Regions from separate parts of the Homo sapiens genome. Here regions 2 and 3 are each linked to region 1. Evidence: chromatin contacts called from ENCODE Hi-C or POLR2A ChIA-PET data. All regions are on one chromosome and are shown on one strand. Each heading gives the region's core, a stretch centred on a gene start or an enhancer-like site at or near the end of the contact. The rest is flanking DNA. Distances are from core to core; before and after follow the strand shown. Region 1 overlaps IKZF3 (IKAROS family zinc finger 3). Region 2 holds the start of CDC6 (cell division cycle 6). Region 3 has its middle 18 kb from the start of CCR7.

Region 1 (4,094 bases), core at 857-3,356:
GCTGAGGTGGGAGGATCACCTGAGCCTGGGAGGCAGAGATTGTAGTGAGCTGAGATGGCACCACTGCACTCCAGCCTGGGTGGCAGAGTAAGACCTTGTCTCAAAAAAAAAAGTTGTAAAAGGACTGCTTTGCTCTATGGAGGTCTTTGCTTTTATTCTAAATGCCCACATTTGAGGCATTTAGGCAGGGAAGTAACGTGTTCTTTAAAAAGAATAATAAGGTAACATACAGGCATCGGTGAGACAATTTGGTATAAATTGTATATTTAGGCATTAAGGGAATGCAGAAACTTCAGAAGTACTTGGGGAAGGGAAAGCATTCTTGGAAAATCTAAATTTTGAGAAGGGTCTTGAACTGGAAGAATTTAGATTTTCAGAGAAGCGGGAGAGGACATCCTAGTTGAGGGGGAGTGCAGGAATGAAGGCAGAGAGGTGGGACTACACGGGACGTGTGCAGAAAGCGAGTCTGGCTGAAACGCGATCAAGAAGTATGAAATACAGTATTTCTCAGGCTTCACTCTTCCTTCACATTCTGCAATATCCACACACCAGGGCAGTGTGGTGGTTGAGAGAATAAACTCTGGTGTCAGATGGGCTGGGTTTGATGCTGGCTCCATTGGTCACCAGTTTTGTGACCTTGGGCAAGTCACTTAACCTATGTTCCGTGTCCTCATGTAAAGTGAAGATAATTGTATGTACCTCACAGGGTCACTGGAAAGCACTTAGAACAGGGCCTGCCACATGGAAAACACTTGGTAAATGCTTGGGTTTTTTTCCTCTGTTTGATTTGGTTCACATTTTCTTTCTTTTTTTCTTTTTCTAAAATAAATGTGGTTTTTAAGGAAACTTTATATCACTAACATAAACGGAAAACCAGAATCACTTTCCACAAGTAGAAGGTAACTATGAAAAATAAAGACAATGAAACAGAGCATTTCATTAAATTTTGATCGGATACTACTGTGAGTACTTGGAGACTAAGATCCCTTCCCCCTTTGTTAAAAACAGAGATTACCAAGTGTGAGATTAGTGTTAAAGACAACTGGCATCAAATTAAGTCTAAATTTTTCTCCTTAGTATGATCCAGGAGACTGAAAGAGAACTGGAAAGAAAATAATTATCCTGCTGTGTGGACCCAGGTTTTTAAATGCTCCATGTGCTTGCTGGCAATTTGCATCCTACATTTGGGGAAACACTGAAAAAAGATAATGCATGGTAGGACCGAATGGTGGGCATTCCGAATGGCCCACTGTAGGGTGTGAATCCGAACCAAGAGCCAAGGCTACCTGCCCTTGAGAAAGACAGGTTTGTGGTTAACGTAACAGCAATGTGTAAGGCAGACCAGAACAGTGAGAAATTGGAGCCAGAAGAACCAGCTAAAAGATCTATTCCCATGAGATGAATTTGTCTTTGCATCCCCACAAGCAGCTGACCTTAAGGCCAACCTGATAGTTTCCAGAGAAATACCTGAGAGAGAAAAAAAATATGCAAACGAAAATACCCTGTCTTGGAAACTCAATGAGAAGCAACAGCAGAGTAGACCTTGGCCAAAGTAATCAATGTTTTTTATTTTCAGTTTCCAGATTGGATATATCTTTGGTCAAGGCCATCTGGAAGACTGAGAACATGAGAGCCAGCTAAGGTCACAGACATTCATTCCCTAGAATGTGACACAGAAATGATGAACTTCGGTTTCTTGGCCTTTTTAAGGTTATTGGTTATTTTCCACTGTGGCCACCTCTATTCATCTCCCTAAATACCAGGGGTCCTTGAGAAACTTTTTCTCTTTTCACCCAACAGAGAGGCTCCAGAAGGTTTCTGGGTGGGGTAGGCACATCACAAACTCTGATTTTATCCTTTCTCCTAAGAGTTTGCTTTACTTAACAAGGCCTACAATTTCACAATCTATACCACCTGCAGCATATGTCAGAAAACAGCTGAGTGCTAAAATTGTAAAAGGCAAAACATTAAGAGGAAGATAAACCCCTGGATGAGTGGAAATATGTGACTGAATTCTGTAGTTAACACAGACCATTGTTCATTGTTAAGGAGATGGGGCAGCCTCAGATGTTCACGTGCATGCAACTTGCAATCATCAGATCCCCTCGTCTCTGAGTTACGGTAACTTGAGCAGTGCAGATGATTATCAGTCACCTGTAGACACGATGACTCAATGTGTATGAAACCCAGAAAGGGTAAACTACAGTAATTGAAAAGCCAACAGCTCACGTTTCTTTAGTAACACACTCATAAAAAAGGTTAGTCAAACCACAAAAGTGTAACTGCTTCCAAACCTGCACGGAGCATCTGGTCCAGCTTCTAGTCAAAATCACACCACGCCTTTGAATGATTCATGATACCAGCTTCAGGCTGAATTAGAGGTCTTCTTCCAACAAAAATACACACGGCAACAGCAAGTCCTAAGTTTAGAAACTAAGGCTGCCTGGTTGGGCCATTCCCTACCTGTGGTTCTTTTTAAAGGTGTCAATGTCTTATATCTTGGCTTTGTTAACTCTAAACTAAGAAACCACCTGACCTGAACTGATGCAATGTGGTGAGGACATATGGTTGTTGGCTTCTAAGTGCCAACTTGGAAGTACAGAATCACAGGCTAGAGCTAAAAGGGCCCTTAACTGAGCAAGTGGATTCAGAACTCTGTCTGCAGGGTTGAGGGGGAAGACCCACCACCCTAATATGTTTACTTCTGGTCTTTATATTTCACAGTACCTTGCACTGTGCCTTATATACAATAATCCCAATAATGATAAGTACTATTTATTGAGCCCCTGCTGTATCCACCGTGCCATCCTAGATACTTTGCATACTGTCTCATTTTACCAGCCCATTAGGGGTTGATACTTTTTTTTTTTTTTTGAGACAGAGTCTTGCTCTGTCACCCAGGATGGAGTGCAATGGTACGATCTCGACTCACTGCAACCTCCGTCTCCTGGGTTCAAGTGATTCTCTTGCCTCAGCCTCCCAAGTGTCTGGGACTACAGGCACGTGCCACTATGCCTGGCTAATTTTTGTATGATACCTTTTAAGGTATGAATTATCATCTCTTAGATGAAGAACCTAAAGCACAAACAGTTTGATTCACTTTCCAAGATTGCCCAGTTGGTGAACAGAGAACCAGGATGTAATCCAAGAGCCCACATATCCCAGTATATGTTTGAGTGTTAACTGATGTTTCCTGGCTGCTACCTTGCCCATGGCTGCACAGCCCCACCACCAGCAGTGACTTCAGGTTTTCTGCTGTGATGGTTCCCATAGCAGAGGGAAAGGGGGCTTAGTGGCAGCAACTGCTTTTTCCACATGGACCAGCACATGCACTCAAGAAGTATATGCTGTGCAGAGTTGTTATGATATCTATAAAGTGCTTAGCAGTGCCAGGCATGTGTAAGCACTCTATTCCCATTATTTGCTTAGCACCATGGTTAGGTGATTTGAGGAATACAACAAAATTGCAATCCACTAGAGGAGATGCAGCATGTACATCATTTCATGACAAATCAGTATCCTTAATGCTACATGGTAGAACAAAACATAGAGTAGCCAAGAGAGTGGAAAGAGAAAACTGAATTACTTCTCAAATATGCCACACTTAATATGGGGCAAAGATTCATCTATTCTTTAAAGTCTCCTTGAAATCAGAGGTGGTGGTAGTGACGGTGGTGGAGACAGTCATATCTATAATAAGAAGCAGACTAGTAAACTCGCCTGGAGTGCAGAGGGAGGATGGAGCAGAGAGAGAACACAGGGGTGTGGGAATGTGGACAATGTGTGCTTCTTTTTATTTTTTATTTTTGAGACAAGGTCTCACTCTGTTGCTCAGGTGGGATTGCAGTGGCGTGATCACAGCTCACTGCAGCCTCAACCTCCTGGGCTCAAGTGATACTCCCACCTCAGCCCCCTAAGTAGCTGGGACCACAGGCCCATGCCACCACACCTGGCTAGGTTTTTGATTTTTTTTTTTTTTTCAGAGACAGAGTTTCACTATGTTGCTTGGGCCGGTCTCAAATTCCTGAGCTCAAGTGATCCTCCCACCTTGGTCTCCTAAAGTGCTGGGATTACAGGCATGAGGCACTGTGCCT
Region 2 (4,063 bases), core at 972-3,471, 520 kb after region 1:
TCCACTCACTGCAAGCTCCACCTCCCGGGTTCACACCATTCTCCCGCCGCAGCCTTCTGAGTGGCTGGGACTATAGGCACCCGCCACCACGCCTGGCTAATTTTTTTGTATTTTAGTAGAGACGGGGTTTCACCGTGTTAGCCAGGATGGTCTCGATTTCCTGACCTCGTGATCCACCCGCCTCAGCCTCCCAAAGTGCTGGGATTACAGGCGTGAGCCACCGCACCCAGCCATTTCCTGGTGTTTTCATAGGTTCCAATATGCATGCTAAGTACTCATAGCTTCCTAGGTTGTTTACCATAACCACCCCTTACAGCTGGCTGGGCACACATTACCATTTCAGGTTATTAAGGGCAATTCTTAGGTGCCCATGTTATAAAAATACGAACAGTGAAGGTTGCTTCCTGAGTTCTACTATCCTACTAAGACATCAGAAATACCATCTAGTCCTTTTAAAAGCTTCCACTGTGGCCAAGAGCGGTGGTTCATGCCTGTAATCCCAGCACTGTGGGAGGCTGAGGTGGGTGGATCATGAAGTCAGGAGTTTGAGACCAACCTGGCCAACATGGTGAAACCCCTCTACTAAAAATTCAAATATTAGCCAGGCGTGGTGACGCGTGCCTGTAGTCCCGGCTACTCAGGAGGCTGAGGCAGGAGAATGGCTTGAACCCAGGTGGTGGAGATTGCAGTGAGCCGAGATCATGGCACGGCACTCAAGCCTGGGTGATAAAATGAGACTTGTCTCAAAAATAAAAAAAAAAAAAGCTTCCATTGTGTGGTAACTTTCTCCATTCATGGCAGCCCATTCTCTTCACTTTTGTAGTTTTCAGCTGCTAAAAAGCCTTCACGAAATGTACTCCACCATCTCTTCCTGTTTAGAACCTGAATCTGTCTAATCATCCCCCTATGATAAAGTGGTCAAGAGTTTGATTTTCTGTCAGAGTTCAGAGTTCAAATTCTAGCTCTTCCACTTACTAGTTGTGTGACCTTGGGCAAGTTTACTCAACTCCCCTCTACTGTAGTTCCCTCATTTGTAAAGTGAAATAACACCAGGTTCATGGGGGTGCTTGTGAAGATTAATAAGGTGATGTAGGTAAAATACTGAGCACAGCCCCTGGCATACACTTAAGCACTCAATATTGGCTCTCTTCATGAACTAGGTACCAATTCACTGATGATCGTAATATTGTTGCTTCCCTCTTTCTAGGCTTTATGGCTCTATTTTGTTTGTTACTGAGGGGTAAAAGATAAATGTTTACCATCACCTAGAATTGGGTTCTGGCCTCTAAAGGAACCTGAGGCTTAGATGAATTATTGGCTTTGGAAGCTGGCCTTCAAATTACTGCGCTAATTTATATTTTTCATTAAAAACTCAGCTTGCCTCTTCTATATAGCTGTCTTCCCTGGCCCTGAAACCCTAGTGTTTCGCCATAAAAGATTTTAAAATTAAGGGGTCATAATTCCCTCCCCATGATGTGTGGATTAATGGTAAGAAGATGCACAGAACATAATATTCTTAGGTTGAACGAAATAAAAGTAAAGAGTTGGCTCTGTTTCTCACCTTTGAAGCACAAATCAAGAGATACTATGATGAAGCATAGTTTTTCTTTATATAGGTGTGTAGAACTTTACCATAAAAATCACTAGTTCAGCCATCAGGAGATCTGGATCCTAGGCTCTTCACTGTCACCAAGATGCTGTGACCTCTAACCTTGTATAGAAGTTTGCTTTGTACTTTGCGAGGTTGAGCATTAGAGAGGTAAGGAAAGTGCCTAGCATCATACCTGGCGCACAGAACCCAAAACGGTAGGTATCATGTAGCAGTTCTGAAAATCTAGCCCATCAGGATGATGCAAATGGGTACTTTAGGCAGTGAGAAGGGGAACCACATCTTGACACTTCCAGTCGAAGGAAGAGTGCGACTGCGCGGCAGCAAAGACTACGCCTCCCAGCGTGCTTTGCGGCGGGCCGGCCCGCTTTACCCAGAGTCGCCCTGCCGCAATCGCGCGTCTTTCCACCGAGGCCCCGGATGTAGATTCCCTCCCCCGTTCAGTGGTCGTGGCCTCACAGCGACTCTAAGACTTGGGGCTCTCTCATTGGCTGTAACTCTTCCACTGGATTGGTAGCAAAAAAAGAGGCGGTGCCCAAGGCGAAAGGCTCTGTGACTACAGCCAATCAGAATCGAGGCCGGGCTTTGGCGGGAGGTGGGAACGCTGTGGCCATTCGGATTTGGCGCGAGCGCGGCTGGAGTTTGCTGCTGCCGCTGTGCAGTTTGTTCAGGGGCTTGTGGTGGTGAGTCCGAGAGGCTGCGTGTGAGAGACGTGAGAAGGATCCTGCACTGAGGAGGTGGAAAGAAGAGGATTGCTCGAGGAGGCCTGGGGTCTGTGAGGCAGCGGAGCTGGGTGAAGGCTGCGGGTTCCGGCGAGGCCTGAGGTGAAGTGAAGGGAAAAGAGCTGAGCTCGCTGGAGGTCTGAGGTCGGGATCAGGGAAAGGGCAGGTGCCCTCGGGGTAGTTCTAGCAGTTATGCGTGGTGTGAAGGAGGTGAAAGTTGTAGGAAGGAAATATTCTGGGGTGCGTTGAGAGCTGCCTAGAATGAGGACTGAGTGCAGGGGCGGAAAGAACTGAGGGAAGACTGAGCTGCAGTGTGAGGGCTTGGGATAGAAGAGACTAAATGTGGCGGGTGCTGGGCTGAACTGGTGATAAAGACACCCCGCGTGCCTGGAGGGAGGAAACTAGAAGTTCTATATAAATCAATTCATGTAACTTTTTTTTTTTTTTGAGACGGAGTCTCGCTCTTGTCGCCCAGGCTGTAGTGCAGTGGTGCGATCTCGGCTCACTGCAACCTCTGCCTGCCGGGTTCAAGCCATTCTCCTGCCTCAGCCTCTTCATGTAGCTGGGACTACAGGCGCCCGCCACCACGTCCGGCTAATTTTTTTTTTTTTTTTGAGACGGAGTCTCGCTCGGTCTCCCAGGCTGGAGTGCAGTGGCGCGATCTCGGCTCACTGCAAGCTCCGCCTCCCGGGTTCATGCCATTCTCCTGCCTCAGCCTCCCGAGTAGCTGGGACTACAGGCGCCCACCACCACGCCCGGCTAATTTTTTGCATTTTTAGTAGAGACGGGGTTTCACCGTGTTAGCCAGGATGGTCTCGGCCCGTCTCGGCCTCCCAAAGTGTTGGGATTACAGGCGTGAGCCACCGCGTTTGGCCGTAATTTTTGTATTTTTAGTAGAGACGGGGTTTCTCCATGTTGGTCAGGCTGGTCTCGAACTCCTGACCTCAGGTGATCCGCCCGCCTCAGCCTCCCAAAGTGCTGGGATTACAGGCGTGGGCCACCGCGCCCGGCCCATTTCAGGTAACTTGTTATTGCATCGCTCAATTGGTTAAGAACTTGGGCTCTGGCACCAGATGCCCGGGGTTACATTCCTGTTTTTCTGTGACTTTGGGCCACTGTTTATCTCAGTTTTCTCATGTGTAAAATAAAGGCTAATAATAGTACCTACTCCTAAGATCGTTGTTAAACGAGTTGGTACCTAAAGTGTTTATAACAGCGCCCTTCCACGTAGTAGGTAGACAACAAATGTCAGCTGTTCTTGCATAGATTTGGATGTGAAGCAAAAGTGAATGCTAAAATAAGTGTGATAACATAATTAGGAAATAAGTGTTAATCATCAGTATAAATAAATTCCATGTTAGTTATTTTCTCTTCACTTTCACATATTGACTAGTTGTCCTCTTATTTTTTTTAATCTAGCTGTGCTGTCGTCATGCCTCAAACCCGATCCCAGGCACAGGCTACAATCAGTTTTCCAAAAAGGAAGCTGTCTCGGGCATTGAACAAAGCTAAAAACTCCAGTGATGCCAAACTAGAACCAACAAATGTCCAAACCGTAACCTGTTCTCCTCGTGTAAAAGCCCTGCCTCTCAGCCCCAGGAAACGTCTGGGTAAACCATCCATTATATCACTTTTTCACTAGCAGCTCGTGACCTTTCTTTTCTTGGTAAGATGTGTGTCCTTTGAAGGAGCTTTCTAAGTTCAGTTAAGACTTCTTTTTTTTTTTTTTTTT
Region 3 (4,646 bases), core at 1-2,500, 810 kb after region 1:
GGCTTGAAGGCCCATCAACCTAGTCCTGGGCCTTGAGGAGCTTGACAAGCAATGGAAAATAGCATGGGCATCCACATCTCCAAGCACATCCTTATACCTCATCTCATTTAGCCCTCGGGCTGCCCTGTGTGGCAGGTTTCCATTCTATGATTGAGGAAGCTGAGACTTGAAAGGAAAGTGACTTGATATTTGACTCTAAGCTAAGGGGCTTTTCCCACTATGCCAGGCTGCCTTTACTGATGTTGGGCATGGTCGGAAGAGCTCAGACCACGGCTGCCCCCTCTCTTCCTGGGAAAGACACCCTCAGACAGGTCTTTACATCCCATCCTGTTTTACGAAGGTTTCTGAGAATGAGCAGGGAGAAGGACCTACAAGTAACCTTTATAGTCATTCAGTCCAACCACCTCACTGATGACTTGGTTACCCAGAGGATAAAGAAAAGCTTAGCTTACCAGAAACTCCAGCCCCTGTTATTATGAAAAAGAACAGGACAAGTCTTGAGACCCCTAGAGGAGGCCTCTGATCTGGAGAGAATCGACAGAGGAGCCAGACCCAGAGTCCCCTGGAGGGAGCCAGGTCTGCAGAAGCTCAGAAACTCAGTCCTGCCTTTCTTGCATATGGAGTCCATGGTCATAGTAGCAGTGTCCTGGCTCTACCCAGAGTGTCCAATGGCTTCCTGTCCCTCTGGACTTGTCATTTAGTGGGCAAAGTCCAAGATCACACCTCTCACTCCTGCCCCCACCTCTTGCCCCTGTTTTATCTCACTTGGGAATAATCTGTTCCCATGTGAAGCCAACGAAAATGAGCCTCCACCAGTGTGGGGTAACCCAACAGGCAGATTTGGTATGGACACAGGGCCCCAGCCAGATGAAGACATCCCAAAGTTGAGAAGAGTTCAGTAATCAGAAAATCTAAAAAGATGCTCTTTTAATTTCAGCACACATGTACATTTTGTGTTGTCTGGTGAGTATTAGGAATTATATTTGGAGAGAGACTGCAATCTTTATAGGGTTCAGGGCCTTTTAAGGTCTTACTCGGACCTTGGACAACCAAGAGGGAAAGGGCCAACAGGTGTGAGGAAAATAAGTTGTGAGGCTGCAGGGAGGAAGAGGATGGCTCACCAGGATGAAGAAAAGGGAAGGAGAGGAGCTCTCAGTGGTGCAATTGGTTAGCGTGTGGCACTTACATGAAAAGGGAAGGAGGGCTTGGCACAGGCTAGCGGGAAGCCTCAGGTCACCCTGACACCTGTTGCCATGGCCCGGCGGCGGTTTCCTGACTTGTCAGGACGTGTGCACAGAGAGAACAATGGGTTTGCCTTGACAGGAAGATGCTTCCTGTTTTGCTGCATGGGTTCATTGTTGGGCATTAAGAGGGAGGGGTCTATGTGTCTGTGTTTTTCGTGTTGCCAAAAGCTCTCTGAGGGGAGAAGTGGGGGTGAGTGAGGACGGGGGTCTGAGGAAAGGTGAAAGGGAAAGGAAGGGAGCAGTTATTCTTCCAGAATTGCTCAGCCAAACCTCACGCCATTCTAGTTTCAGCCAACCAGAGAGGGTGGGGCTGGCCCTGCTGTCCTACTGTCCCCAAGAGCTCTAAGCCCAGAGCTTTTGTGCATGACTGAGGGCTGCCCAGAATCCCTCCTTTTGTTCCCCAGTGAGACCCGGTGGTGACCTTTATCTTGGCAAGGTGGCAAGGGCGACAGGAAACTTGGACTGAAATAACCTCTGTGGTGAAAGCAGGGGTGGGAAATGTTGAGGCTGGTCTCATGGCGAGTGATAAATTAGACATCCAAGATGCCCACTCCCCACCTCCAGCCTGCCCATTGCTGGGCCAACCCTGCACATTCACAACCGAAATTGTACATTTTTAAAATTTATTTTTTATTCTTTTTAAAAAATTTTCCATACGTTATTGGGGTACAGGTGATATTTGGTTACATGAGTAAGTTATTTAGTGGTGATTTGTGAGATCCTGGTGCACCCATCACCCGAGCAGTATACACTGCACCATATTTGTTGTCTTTTATCCCTTGCCCCTTCCTGCTCTTCTCCCCAAGTCCCCGAAGTCCATTGTATCATTCTTATGCCTTTGCGTCCTCATAGCTTAGCTCCCACATGTCAGTGAGAACATACAATGTTTGGTTTTCCATTCCTGAGTTACTTCACCTAGAATAATAGTCTCCAATCTCATCCAGGTCATTGCAAATGCTGTTAATTCATCTCTTTATGGCTGAGACTAATCAGATGGAATACTATTCCATTATACATATATATACTACAGTTTCTTTATCCACTCGTTGATTGATGGGCATTTGGATTGGTTCCATGATTTTGCAACTGTGAATTGTGCTGCTATAAACATGTGTGTGCAAGTATCTTTTTCGAATAATGACTTCTTTTCCTCTGGGTATACCCAGTAGTGGGATTGCTGGATCAAATGGTAGTTCTACTTTTAGTTCTTTAAGGAATCTCCACACTGTTTTCCTTAGTGGCGTACTAGTTTACATTCCTACCAGCAGTATAGAAGTGTTCCCTGATCACTGCATCTCTGTCAACATCTACTGTTTTTTGATTCTTTGATTATGGCCATTCTTGCAGGAGTAAGGTGGTATCGCATTGTGGTTTTGATTTGAATTTCCCTGATCATTAGTGATGTTGAGCATTTTTTCATGTTTGTTGGCCATTTGTATATCTTCTTTTGAGAATTGTCTATTCATGTCCTTAGCCCACTTTTTGATGGGATTGTTTGTTTTTTTCTTACTGATTTGAGTTTGTTGTAGATTCTGGATATTAGTCCTTTGTCAGATGTATAGATTGTGAAGATTTTCTCCCACTCTGTGGGTTACCTGTTTACTCTGCTGACTGTTCCTTTTGCCATGCAAAAGCTCTTTAGTTTAATTAGGTCCCAGCTATTTATCTTTGTTTTTATTGCAATTGCTTTTGGGGTTTTGGTCATGAAATCCTTGCCTAAGCCAATGTCTAAAATAGTTTTTCCAATGTTATCTTCTAGGACTTTTACAGTTTCAGGTCTTAGGTTTAAGTCCTTAATCCATCTTGAGTTGATTTTTGTATAAGGTGAGAGATGAGGATCCAATTTCATTCTCCTACATGTGGCTAGCCAATTATCCCAGCACCATTTGTTGAAAAGGGTGTCCTTTCCCCACTTTATGTTTTTGTTTGCTTTGTTGAAGACCAGTTGGCTGTAAGTATTTGGGTTTATTTCTGGGTTCTCTATTCTGTTCCATTGGTCTATGTGCCTATTTTTATACCAGTACCATGCTGTTTTGGTGACTATGGCCTTATAATATAGTTTGAAATCAGGTAGTGTGATGCCTCCAGATTTGTTCTTTTTGCTTAGCCTTGCTTTGGCTATGTGGGCTCTTTTTTGGTTCCATATGAATTTTAGAATTGTTTTTTCTAACTCTGTGAAGAATGGTGGCAGTATTTTGATGGGGATTACATTGAATTTGTAGATTGCTTTTGGCAGTGTGGTCATTTTCACAATATTGAGTCTACCTATCCATGAGCATGGCATGTGTTTCCATTTGTTTGTGTTGTCTGATTTCTTTCAGTAGTGTTTTGTAGTTTTCCTCGTAGAGGTCTTTTGACTCCTTTGTTAGGTTATTCCTAAGTATTTTATTTTTCTTGGAGCTATTGTAAAGCTATTTATTTTTCTTGGAGCTATTCTTGAGTTCTTGATTTGATCTCTGCTTGGTCATTGTTGGTGTATAGAAGAGCTACTAATTTGTGTATATTAATCTTATAATTGGAAACTTTGCTGAATTCTTTTATCAGTTCTGGAGGAGTCCTTAGGGTTTTCAAGGTAAACTATCATATCATCAGCAAACAGGGACAGTTTGACTTCCTCTTTGCTGATTTGGATGCCCTTTATTTCTTTCTCTTGTCTGATTGCTTTGGCTAGGACTTCCAGTACTATGTTGAAGAGGAGTGGTGACAGTGGGCGTCCTTATCTTGTTCCTGTTCTCAGAGGGAATGCTTTCAACTTTTCCCCATTCAGCATTATGTTGGCTGTGTGTTTGTCATAGATGGTTTTTATTACATTAAGGTATGTCCCTTGTGTGCTGATTTTGCTGAGGGTTTTAATCATAAAGCGATGCTGGATTTTGTCAAATGCTTTTTCTACATCTATTGAGATGATCATGTGATTTTTGTTTTAAATTCTGTTTATGTGGTGTACCACATTTATTGACTTGCATATGTTAAACCATCCCTGCATCCCTTGTATGAAACCCACTTGATCATGGTGGATTATCTTTTTGATAGGTTGTTGGATTCGGTTAGCTAATATTTTGTTAAGGATTTTAGCATCTGTGTTCATCAAGAATATTGGTCTTAGTTTTCTTTTGTGGTTGTGTCCTCTACTGGTTTTGGTATTAGGGTGAGGCTGGCTTCATAGAATGAATTAGAGAGGGTTCCTTCTTTCTCTATCTTGTGGAATAGTGTCAAGAGGATTGGTACCAATTCCTCTTTGAATGTCTGGTAGAATTCTGCTGTGAATCCATCTGGTCCTGGACTATTTTTTGTTGGTAATTTTTATTTATTTATTTATTTTTGAGACAGAGTCTCCCTATGTTGCCCAGGCTGGAGTGCAGTGGCATGATCTCAGCTCACTGCAAGCTCTGCCTCCTGGGT

Evidence for each region. Hi-C counts contacts between places; a loop is a spot of excess contacts on that map. ChIA-PET counts read pairs that join two places held with the same protein, here RNA polymerase II (POLR2A). Pooled maps may share reads with other maps.
Region 2: a loop to region 1 is called in a map of Calu3, with 1.8 times the contacts of the local background. The contact joins the promoter of CDC6 here to the enhancer-like site in region 1. A Hi-C loop is called at or near these places in 1 of 168 maps with a recorded cell type or tissue (Calu3) and 3 of 50 pooled maps. POLR2A ChIA-PET finds 5 or more read pairs at or near these places in 1 of 52 experiments (activated CD4-positive, alpha-beta T cell).
Region 3: a loop to region 1 is called in a pooled map, with 4 times the contacts of the local background. The contact joins two enhancer-like sites. A Hi-C loop is called at or near these places in 2 of 37 single-sample maps with no recorded cell type and 2 of 50 pooled maps.

The regions. Positions count from the first base shown.
Region 1 is chr17:39,767,950-39,772,043 of GRCh38, forward strand. All of the region lies in intron 7 of IKZF3 (IKAROS family zinc finger 3), which reads right to left. Among named protein-coding and RNA genes, the nearest start is that of GRB7, 32 kb to the left of the region's middle. RefSeq lists a silencer at 2,446-2,515. Within about 2 kb of position 2,107, at least 4 of the 41 ENCODE cell types and tissues checked have a DNase peak (open chromatin) inside an H3K27ac peak, as active enhancers do.
Region 2 is chr17:40,285,658-40,289,720 of GRCh38, forward strand. It overlaps CDC6 (cell division cycle 6), which reads left to right and starts at 2,222. Exons shown (of 12, transcript NM_001254.4): 1 at 2,222-2,433; 2 at 3,751-3,941. The coding sequence starts at 3,764. RefSeq lists enhancers at 1,982-2,789, 2,558-2,737, 2,768-2,837.
Region 3 is chr17:40,581,206-40,585,851 of GRCh38, forward strand. No RefSeq gene overlaps it. Among named protein-coding and RNA genes, the nearest start is that of CCR7, 18 kb to the left of the region's middle. RefSeq lists enhancers at 1,019-1,158, 1,179-1,428 and a silencer at 1,187-1,332. Within about 2 kb of position 1,251, at least 11 of the 41 ENCODE cell types and tissues checked have a DNase peak (open chromatin) inside an H3K27ac peak, as active enhancers do.